Linked DNA regions of Homo sapiens: region 2 is linked to region 1. A link is a contact called in ENCODE Hi-C data. All regions are on one chromosome and are shown on one strand. Each heading gives the region's core, a stretch centred on a gene start or an enhancer-like site at or near the end of the contact. The rest is flanking DNA. Distances are from core to core; before and after follow the strand shown.

Region 1 (5,040 bases), core at 855-3,354:
TAGTAGACAGAATTATGCCACCCCTTCCTCCCCTCAAGAAAAGTTGTTCATATCCTAATATGTTACCTCTCATGGCCAAAGGGACTTGGTTGATGTTATTCAGGTGAAGAAATTTTTTTTTTTTTTTTGATATAAGATCTCACTCTGTCACCCAGGCTAGACTGCAGTGGTATGATCTTCGCTCACTGTAGCCTCGACCTCCTGGGCTCAAGTGATTCTCCCATCTCAGTGCTCAAGTAGCTTGGACTGGAGGTATATGCCACTATGCCCAGATACTGGATAATTTTTTTTATTTGTTGTAGAGATGAGGTCTCACTATGTTGCCCAGGCTGGTGTCAAACTCCTGGCCTCAAGCAAGCCTCCCGCCTCGACCTCCCAAAGTGCGGGGATTACAGGCAGAGCCACCACAGCTGGCCATAGGTAAAGGATCTTTAAATGGGGAGATTATCCTGGATTACTCACATGGGCCCAGTCTAAATATACGAGTTCTTAAAAATGGAAACTTTTTCCCAGCTGCAATCAGAGAGATATATAACAAAAGATTGTCAGAGGATGAATTTTGCTCGTTTTAAAGATGCAGAAAGGGGGTCATAGTCAGGAAATGTGGGTAGCCTCTAGAAATTGGAAAGTCAATGAAACCAATCCTCCTAAAAGCCTCCAGAAAGGAATGCAACCCTGCTGATACCTTGATTTGAGACTAGTGAGACTATGTAGGACTGCCAGAAGAGTAACATAATTTAGTGTTGTTTTAAGCCACTAACATTGTGCTAGTTTGTTATGGCAACAATAGAAAACTAATACATATTGTTATGCTTATTCTCTTTAAGTAACTTTAAAAGGTAAAACTGAGATCTGCCCCATCCATAAATATAACTGAGTCATTGACATCAAATAGACCCGGAAGCAGATTAATGGTCTACATAATGTGATTATCACACATGCCACAGGCAAAGCAGTTACTAAGGATCAGTATGTATCTTCTCACTGAATCAGGGAGTAAACTTACTTTCATGGAGCCAAATCACAATTTGCCAATGAAGCTGGATGTTTGAACTTTTCACCTTGCTTTTATAAAAAGGGTGTTTTATTTTATGTTTTGCAAAACTTTTTTTTTTTAGCTTCCCTAGCCACCACAAAAGAGAGTTATACTTGCTGTAAGCTCCCCCAGGCAGAAATCAGAAATTAGAGGACATAGCAACAGAAAGAAGGGTCTTTTAAAAATGCCTGAATGACTTGTGTTTGTCTAACACCTAGCTGTGGTGGAAGAAGAGTATAAGAAACAGACTGTCTACTTATTGATTGTTGTAGGTAAAATATGCACCTAATTGCTTCAACAACAGAAATATAGTCTCCGTCTTGAAAGGAAGTTGAAATATACTATATTGAAACTGTTTTGCAGAGACTGCAAACAAGCAGGATCCTCCAGTTAGAATTAGTTTCAAGACTTATAATTTTAATATTTTAAGTACAAACAGGAGCTTGAGCTGGACAAAATGTCAGCTTATAGGACTTTATAAGTGATTTCTTTACTGATTATATGAGAATTATTTGTGATTAGCATTTCATTCACCTATAAAACGAAAGATTGCTTTAAGTAGATATTTCTCTTTTTACGTCAAATGGAACAAAATTTAGTTTAGACGGTAACTTTGTTTCTGCACTTAAAAACACATTGAACTGCAGTCCAGCACTTATGTAAATGTTTTACCATCATTTTATAATGTGAATTAGTGACATTAATGAAAATAAAAAATAAAGGTGTATGTGAAGCTCTTCCCCACTTGAAGTGAATGGAGACCTGTTCCCTGGAGGAGAATGGGAATCCCAGGCAGGCCCCCAAAATTGTTGGAAGTAAATGTTCAGTGCCACAAAGTAAAAATAGCATTCAGACAAAAGTTTTCTCAACAAGACAATTTACTTCTATAGAAGGGTGAGTCTCATGGATAGAGCAATGGAGAGAGCACACCAGACAAGGGATGGGAAGAGCGTCTTATCCTTAATGCAGCTAGTCCCTACTGCTGTGTCTTTCCCCTATTGACTAGGGTTAGACCACACAGTCTAAGGTAATTCCAATTGGCTGCTTTAAAGAGAGCAGGGGTATGACCTGGAATGGTGAGGTGAGTAGTTTCGGTGGGAAGGATGGTTACAAAACAGGTGACTAAGGATGACTAAGGACAGAACAGGTGACTAAGCATGGAACAGGTGACTATAAGGATGAGTAAAGACAGAGGAGGTGACTAAGGACAGAGCAGGTGATAGAGATTAGGAGGGGGCTGTTTATTGAAACTAGGGACAAGAGACGTAAAGAACGAAAGGACGTTAAGAAACATATATAAGAAACATATACCACAATGATGTGCTGCCCTTTTTCACTCTTCTCTTTTGTCACCCAGGTTTTACTAAGGACTAGACATGTTACGTTTGCTTTCCCTTTGTATTCCTAATAGAAAACATGCTGTATGATTTTGTTTGTTTTATATCTGCTTATTTTAGGACTGTTTGCCATACCACAGAAGTAATGCAACTTGGTCTGCACTAAGGCCTTGTAGGATACAGTAGATTTCTCTTTAAAGAACCAATATGTCACTATGTTCAGCTTCCCTGTTCTTTGTTCCTCATCTTAAAGTTTAACTTCCTTGTTCTTTACGTCTCTTTGTCCCTAGTTTCAGTAAACAACCCCCTCCTAACCTCTATCACCCTCTCTGTCCTTAGTCACCTGCTCTGTCCTTAGTCATCTGCTCTGTCTTTAGTCATCCTTATAGTCACCTGTTCTGTCCTTAGTCACCTGCTCTGTCCTTAGTCATACTTAGTCACCTGTTTTGTAACCATCCCTCCCACCAAAACTACTCACCCTGCCATTTCAGCTTGTACCACTGCTCTCTTTAAAATAGCCAACCCGAATTACCTTAGACTGTGCGGTCTAACCCTAGTCAATAGAGGAAAGACACAGCAGTAGGGACTAACTGCATTAAGGATAAGACTCTCTTCCCCTCCCTTGTCTGGTGTGCTCTCTCCATTGCTCTATCCATGAGACTCACCCTTCTATAGAAGTAAATTGTTTTGTTGAGAAAACTTTTGTCTGAATGCTATTTTCACTTTGTGGCACCGAGCATTTACTTCCAACAATTTTGGGCGCCTGCCCGGGATTCCCATTCTCCTCCAGGGAATGGGTCTCCATTCACTTCTCGTGGGGAGACGCGTCCCATTGCCTCATTGTGGTGGCCTCAGGGTGAGAGATGGGGAACCACCCAGTGCGACAAATAAACTCGGGCTCTCAACAACCCAGAAGGAAACAGGATGATAGCTTGGGGAAAGGATTCTCACATACCGCAGCAATCAGGTAACTCTGTACACAGACCAAGTTAAGCAATGTCGCAGGGGTGACGAAGTATTTCCTTGCTGGTCAAGATATTCTGGAGGTTAAAAGTGTGTTTAAATGATCACAAACACTACTGCTTGCAGTGCTGCTTGTGTGAATGGTACTACGCACTACCGCTGTGTGGAGTGAGTGGGTCCTATCTGCGGTTCCATGGTCACCTCATACGGCTTAGGACAGATCCTGCCATGGGGTTCAAACTGGCATGCCAATACCAAGAGGGGCCTAGACACCCAAAAGGGAAGCGGCCAGAGTGGATGAAGCAAAAGAAGGGTGCAAGGATCCTCCAGCAGGTGGGGCTAAAAGATAGGCAAGAAATCTCTAGTATGAGGGATTAAGCCTAACTAGGACCCAACATGGGAAATACCCTAAGCAAGACAGGGAGTAAAAAGGATAAAAATACCAACAAAGATGATTCCCCCTCATAGTCCCCTAGGTCTCATGTTAAAATACTGGAAAAATAATGAGAGGACTAAACATAAGAAAAAGCAACAAATGATAAAATATTGCTGTTTTATTTGGACTCAGAGACCCATCTTCAAACCCTCAAATCTTCTGACCAAAGTTTGGGTCGAATGAAGATGTAATGTGTCAGCTTTTCATTCAATATGTAAATGATAAAAGCCTCGTTTCTCAAGAGGAACTAGACTATGCTCTTTGTTGGAGGCAGAGACCTGTCCTTTTCCCCTTAAAGACAACTAGGGAAGAACCCAATGTAACATCACAAAAGGAAAAATTACATAAGTTAGTTCCCATGCGCAAAGACTCCAGCATATGGGATCCCCTAGACCATCTTCCCCTGCTCAGTGACCCCAAGCCCTCTCCTCAGACAGCTGCTGCTGCCCAAGATCCTGCTCCAGATTCTTCACCTACTCACGTTATTCCCCCTCCTTACAATCCTGACTCTTGGAAATTATCATCCCAAGAGTCTGTCCCCTAACAGCCTAAGGACCCCTCCCTAAAGGGACTCCAATGTGAAATAGAACAATATAAAAAGGATATCCGAAACTTCCCTTTTCCCTCTACAACTAAAGAGTCAGCCCCTGATCTCCTTCCCTTAAGATAGGTGCCACAAGGAGGAGGAACCATTGACTTCATGGATACTCCCTTAACCAGTTCAGAATTCCAGAGTTTAAAAAAGGAGCTTAAGCCATTACTAGATGACCCTTACGGAGTGGCAGATCAAATTGATCAATTTTTAGGACCTCAGTTATACACTTGGGTTGAGTTAATGTCCATTTTGGACATCCTCTTTTCAGGAGAAGAAAGGAGTATGATTCATAGGGCTGCTATAGTAGTTTGAGAACGTGAGCATTCACCCAGTCAAAACGTTCCTACCATGGACCAGAAATTCCCTGCCCAAGACCCCCGCTGGGACAATAACAACACAACTCACCAGGAAAATACACAGGGCCTAAGGGAGGTGATAATCAAATGAACTCGGGAATCAGTACCCCAAACCCAAAATCTTTCTAAAACATTTAATATGCAACAGAAAAAGGATAAAGGGCCTATGAAATTCCTAGACAGACTGAAGGAACAAATGAGACAATATACAGGCCTCAATTTAGAAGATCCCTTTGGATGAGAAATGTTAAAACTCCAATTTTTCACAAAAAGTTGGCCAGACATTTCAAAAAAAGTACAAAAAAATAGAAAATTGG
Region 2 (4,899 bases), core at 1,773-4,272, 340 kb after region 1:
GCATACATATAGAAAAATTATGACCAAGTGAGATTTATTCCAGGAAAACAAGGTTGGTTTAATAACTAAAATCGAATTACTATAATAAACCACATAGATAGCATAAAAGCTGAAATCCACATGTTCATCTCAACAGACACAGGGAAAGCATTTTTAAAAATCCAACACCTTTTCATGATAAAAACACTCAACAAACTAGGAATAGAAGGAAGTTTCCTCAACTTGATAAAGGATATATACGAAAATCCCATAGCTTACATTTTATGTGATGAAGAAAGACTAGATGCTTTCCTATAAAATCAGGAATAAGACAAGTATGTCTACTCTCACCTTTTCAATGCCACATTGTACTTTAGAATAGCTAATTCTACCCAGGGGGATTAACCAAAATAAATAAATAAAAGATATCCAGATTGGAAAGGAATAAGTAATACCATCTCCATATAGAAAATTCTAAGGAATCAACTAAAAAAACTAAAGTATAGTAGCCCCTCAGTATCCACAGGGGATTATTTCCACGACCCACAGAATGGGAGAAAATAATTGCAAATCACATATCCAATAAGAAAATTATATCTGGAATATGCAAATAACTTATACAACTCAATAAGAAAAAGGCCAAGTACTCATTTTTTAAAATGGCAAGATCTGAGTATTTCTCTGAAGAGAATAAGCAAATTTCTCATAAGGGCATTAAAATGCTTGACATCATTAGCCATTAGGAAAATGACAATCAAACTACAATGAAATACCACTTCACAACCACGAGGATAGGTAGAATCCAAATCTCAGTTAATAAAAAGTGTTGATGGAAACATGAAGAAGTTAGAAGCTTTACACACTGTTGCAGAAATACAAAACAGCACAGCCACTTTGGAAAACATCCTGGCTGTTCCTTAAGTAGTTAATCACAGAGTTACCCTATGACCCGGTATTTCCACTCCTAGGCATATATCTCGGAGAAATGAAAACATACATCCAAACAAAACTTGTACCTCGGTGCTTTATAGCAACATTATTTATAATAGTCAAAAGGTGGAAACAACTCAAATGTTCATCAACAAATGAATGTACATACAAAATATAGTATATCCACACAATGGAACATTATTCTATCTTAAAAAGGAATGAAATACTGGTACATGCTACAAGATGAATGAACCTTGATAATACTGTGCTAGATGAAGTAAGCCAGTCACAAAAGACAACCTATTATATGATTCAGTTTACATAAAATATCCAGAATAGGCAAATGCAATGAGACAGAAAGTAGATTAGTAATTCCTTATCGCTGGGGAGAAAGGGAGGGTGATAGCCGGCATGCGGCATGATAGCCCAGGGTATAGTATTTCTTTCTGATTGATAAATATGTTCTAAAATTGACTGTGGTCATCGCTGCATATACCTGTAAATATACTCTGAATATACACATATCTGTGAAAATGAAAAACCATAGAGTCGCACACTTTGAGTGATTTGTATGGTATATGAACATCTTAATAAAGCTATTTGAAAAAAAGAAGTCTCAATAAATGCATTTTCCATTTACCTCGTCTTCTAGTTTTACTCCATTAAACATAAAGAACTTGACAATGTTACCAATGTTATGAACTTAAAACCTGGTAATGGGTAATATTTGTCTTCAGCAGAGAGATTACAAAGCTATTATATAGAGGCAAAAAAGGGTTATGCGGTCTATAGTAAACATGAAATCATCTTCCTTTATAAACATTGGTCATTTTTTTCCTGGAAATATTTATCTAACTGTAATGAACAGATATATGTTATTACATGTATTTTTTAAAGTTATTCATAAAGATTTAGTAACGCTGTAAGCAAACCAAAGAAGGACCAGAAAAAATATCATTGCAGAAAATAATAAATTTGATTTTAGTATTTTATTTTTAAGTTTTGTATAGGATAGTGTTTGTATTCCCCTTATACAAAGCAAACTTACATCAGTAAAATGAGTTAAGATCAAAAAATGATAAGACAAAACTATACCCTGGACTGCTATAAATGTTGTACATAATGTTTTTTCAAGCTGCAGATGGTTGAACACAGATCAGACTTTTTCTGAAAAACGTAAGGAAACTTGCAATATAAGAACAAGTCACCTTTCATTAATATTCCTATCTGTATGAACACAAAAAACAAGCAAAAAGGGCTAATGAAAGTAGTTTTGGTTTAACTTCACTGTATTTTAAACTAAATGTTCTTTGTCATGGATTAAAGAAGTAGGAGGGGAGTATTCGCTCCACAGAGATCTCTTTTACAGTGCCAAAACTGATTCTAACATATATATACAAAAACCATAATACAGTATAATACGGATATACAAAACTTAACTTGGTGATTTATTGTAGGGATAAAATGTTCACCAATGAATTATTTCTGAGGGTCCGGTTGGAGGTGGAATTCGTGCAGTATGGAATTCAACTCTGTTCTGAGAATTCAGGTCCACTTGCGGCTAGCATACCTTGCAGATCCGGCGAAAGTTTCTTACAGTAAATTACAATGACCTCAAAGAGCAGGATAACAGCAGGAAACAACCAAAAACAGAACCAAGGGTCGTAGAGTAAGAGGAGGCAACAACCGCATGTGCGCAAAAGAAAAGTGTAGAGTTTTCAAGCTGGAAATTGACCTTTTCAAAGACAGCAGAGGGACAGAGAGGAGGCGGGTGAGGAACAAACATCGCTTGCTGCCTTAAAACGCACAGGGACGCTCCCCAAGTCGTCCAAAAAGTCTAGCCTAGTCCCTCTACCGCCCACGCGGCGCCACTGCGCGCCCACCCCCGCGCGCCCTACCTCGCTTACCTTCCCCCCAGGCCAGGAACATCAGCGCGATCACCAGCACGCAGGCTCCGCCAGGCATCGCTGCTTCCGCAGGTGGGGCGAAAGGCGTCGCAGAGCCCGGGCCGCGGGTGCCAGGAGGATGGGGCCACAGCAGCCCCTCGGGCCTCCTTTCTTGGATTTTCTCAGTCTGTTGCTGCTTGGAACAGGGAAGCTCCGCGTCCTCGTTCTGGGGTGCACCCAGTCCTTTCGTGGGATAGAGCCTTCGCGTAATCCGTCTGCGACTCCTCCCTTCCCATTTTGGCTGCTGGCTGACCTGAAAGCCACGCCCAACCTGTCCCCATAGCCCAGCGTGTACCGGCAGTGGCTCCGCCGCCTTGGATGTCACCGTGCAGTCGCACAGCCAGGAGTCAAGCTACAGGGATGTAGCTCTCCGCCCGCTGCGTCTTGCTGTTCTAACAGAGGCTGTATGAAAACTTGGTAATCCTAGAAACTGCTCAGATGGACCTCGCATAAAAGAAGCCTCACAAGGTTCCGTTGGAAGGGGAAGTTTCCCATGATTGTATCTGCAGACGGATTCCTAACTGCGTAATGGGCGCTACTGGTTTGCACCCCAAGGCGAAGGCGCTGAAAATGCTCCTGTCACCTTAGATCTCAGTGATGAACGACAGGAGGAGGAGTAGACACTAACGTTGCAACAGTAGATGCCTTTTCTTCTGCCTCTGTGACAGGTTTTCAGAAGTGGAAAGGACCGCATTTAGACACTAGCCAAACCATGAGGTTTGTCACCTGTATTTGCCAGTGATTCCCAGAGCTCTTACAGTTGTCCCAGGACGCTTTAGCACATGGCCACACGACTCCCAAGGTTGACCTGGGAGTTATTAGAAGATCAGAGGGCTCTAATGTCTTCCCCCAACCTCGTTTTTGTTTTGTTTTGTTTTGTTCGAGACAAGGTCTCACTCTGTCACCCAGGCTGGAGTGCAGTGGCACAGTCACAGCTCGCTGGAGCCTTGAACTCCTGGCGTCAAGCGATCTTCCCCCTCAGTCTCCCAAAATGCTGGGATTACAGGCGTGAGCCACCGTGCCAGGTCTAAGGTCTTCAGAAGTGTGGTTGCCTCTGCAGAGGAACAGGGTCCTTTTTTCAACTGATTCTACATCTTTTTATGTCTGAAAATGAAACCTCACTGTCCTAGTTTTTCCCTGGCTGTCTCATTCCTTGAGTCTCCCATCCATCACCTTGCACTTGGTTCTCACAGAGCCTTTACCTGAAGAGGATAGTTTGGGGGTCCAAGTGGGCACCAAGGTTCCACCCACAAATTTGGAGGTTCAAGGTTGGCCTAGGCATGGTGGTGGAAACAGGAGGTGTCCAAATGCATAAACAAGTATTTTTTTAATTTCATATAATTCTTTATTTTTAATTTGAAAGGTAAATTACCATTTAAAATTTTAAAGCTTATCATCTCCATAGTAAAAATATTAACCCATATTGGAAATAATTTCTTTTTGGTACACAATACTTGTGTGTAGCCATCTTTCAAATGCAGCAAGGGCACCCAATTTTCTGGATTAAAAATAAAATATTACTTTTTGGTGGACGGTAGACAGGTGATTTTTATCTTAAGGCTTAAGTATGGAAGGGCAATATAATGTAGGCACAATGAAAACCCAGAGATTTCTTAGTGTACAGTTAAGTCTTTTGTTTCCGCTTAAAAAATTCTAATAAAACAGACAAGAAATTAAATGTCAGTTTTCTCAATCTATTTGTGAAATCACCAGGAACAAAGTAATTTGATGTGAATCAAATCATAGCAGGACTTTTGTGAATTTATTTTCTAGCAGTATCTATACAAATGTAGTAAACTTTTATACTTTCTTGGAGGACAACATTACTTATCTGACTTCCATCAAAATACAATTTCAGGTATCGTGGGCCTTATTTTTTTCTTCAGTTTTTGATTGTTTATGAGTTTATGAGTTTACAATAAACTTGTGCCAAAACCCAACTTCCCTCCATGTGACTAAAGATGGAAAAAACTAAAAGCAACTTAAGAATTTTTTTTCAAGTCTCAGTAACCTGGCTTGGATCTGCAAGAATGTATCAATTAAA

Evidence for each region. Hi-C counts contacts between places; a loop is a spot of excess contacts on that map. Pooled maps may share reads with other maps.
Region 2: a pooled map shows a loop between it and region 1 (3-fold over the local background). The contact joins the promoter of VWDE here to the enhancer-like site in region 1. A Hi-C loop is called at or near these places in 6 of 50 pooled maps.

Annotation. Positions count from the first base shown.
Region 1 is chr7:12,064,012-12,069,051 of GRCh38, forward strand. All of the region lies in intron 1 of LOC124901589 (a long non-coding RNA gene), which reads right to left. Among named protein-coding and RNA genes, the nearest start is that of TMEM106B, 140 kb to the right of the region's middle. RefSeq lists an enhancer at 1,947-3,146. Within about 2 kb of position 2,105, at least 4 of the 41 ENCODE cell types and tissues checked have a DNase peak (open chromatin) inside an H3K27ac peak, as active enhancers do.
Region 2 is chr7:12,400,843-12,405,741 of GRCh38, forward strand. VWDE (von Willebrand factor D and EGF domains) reads right to left here and starts at 3,023. Exons shown (of 29, transcript NM_001135924.3): 1 at 2,817-3,023. The coding sequence starts at 2,874. RefSeq lists enhancers at 2,311-2,878, 2,879-3,444 and silencers at 2,581-2,875, 2,769-2,818, 3,756-3,945.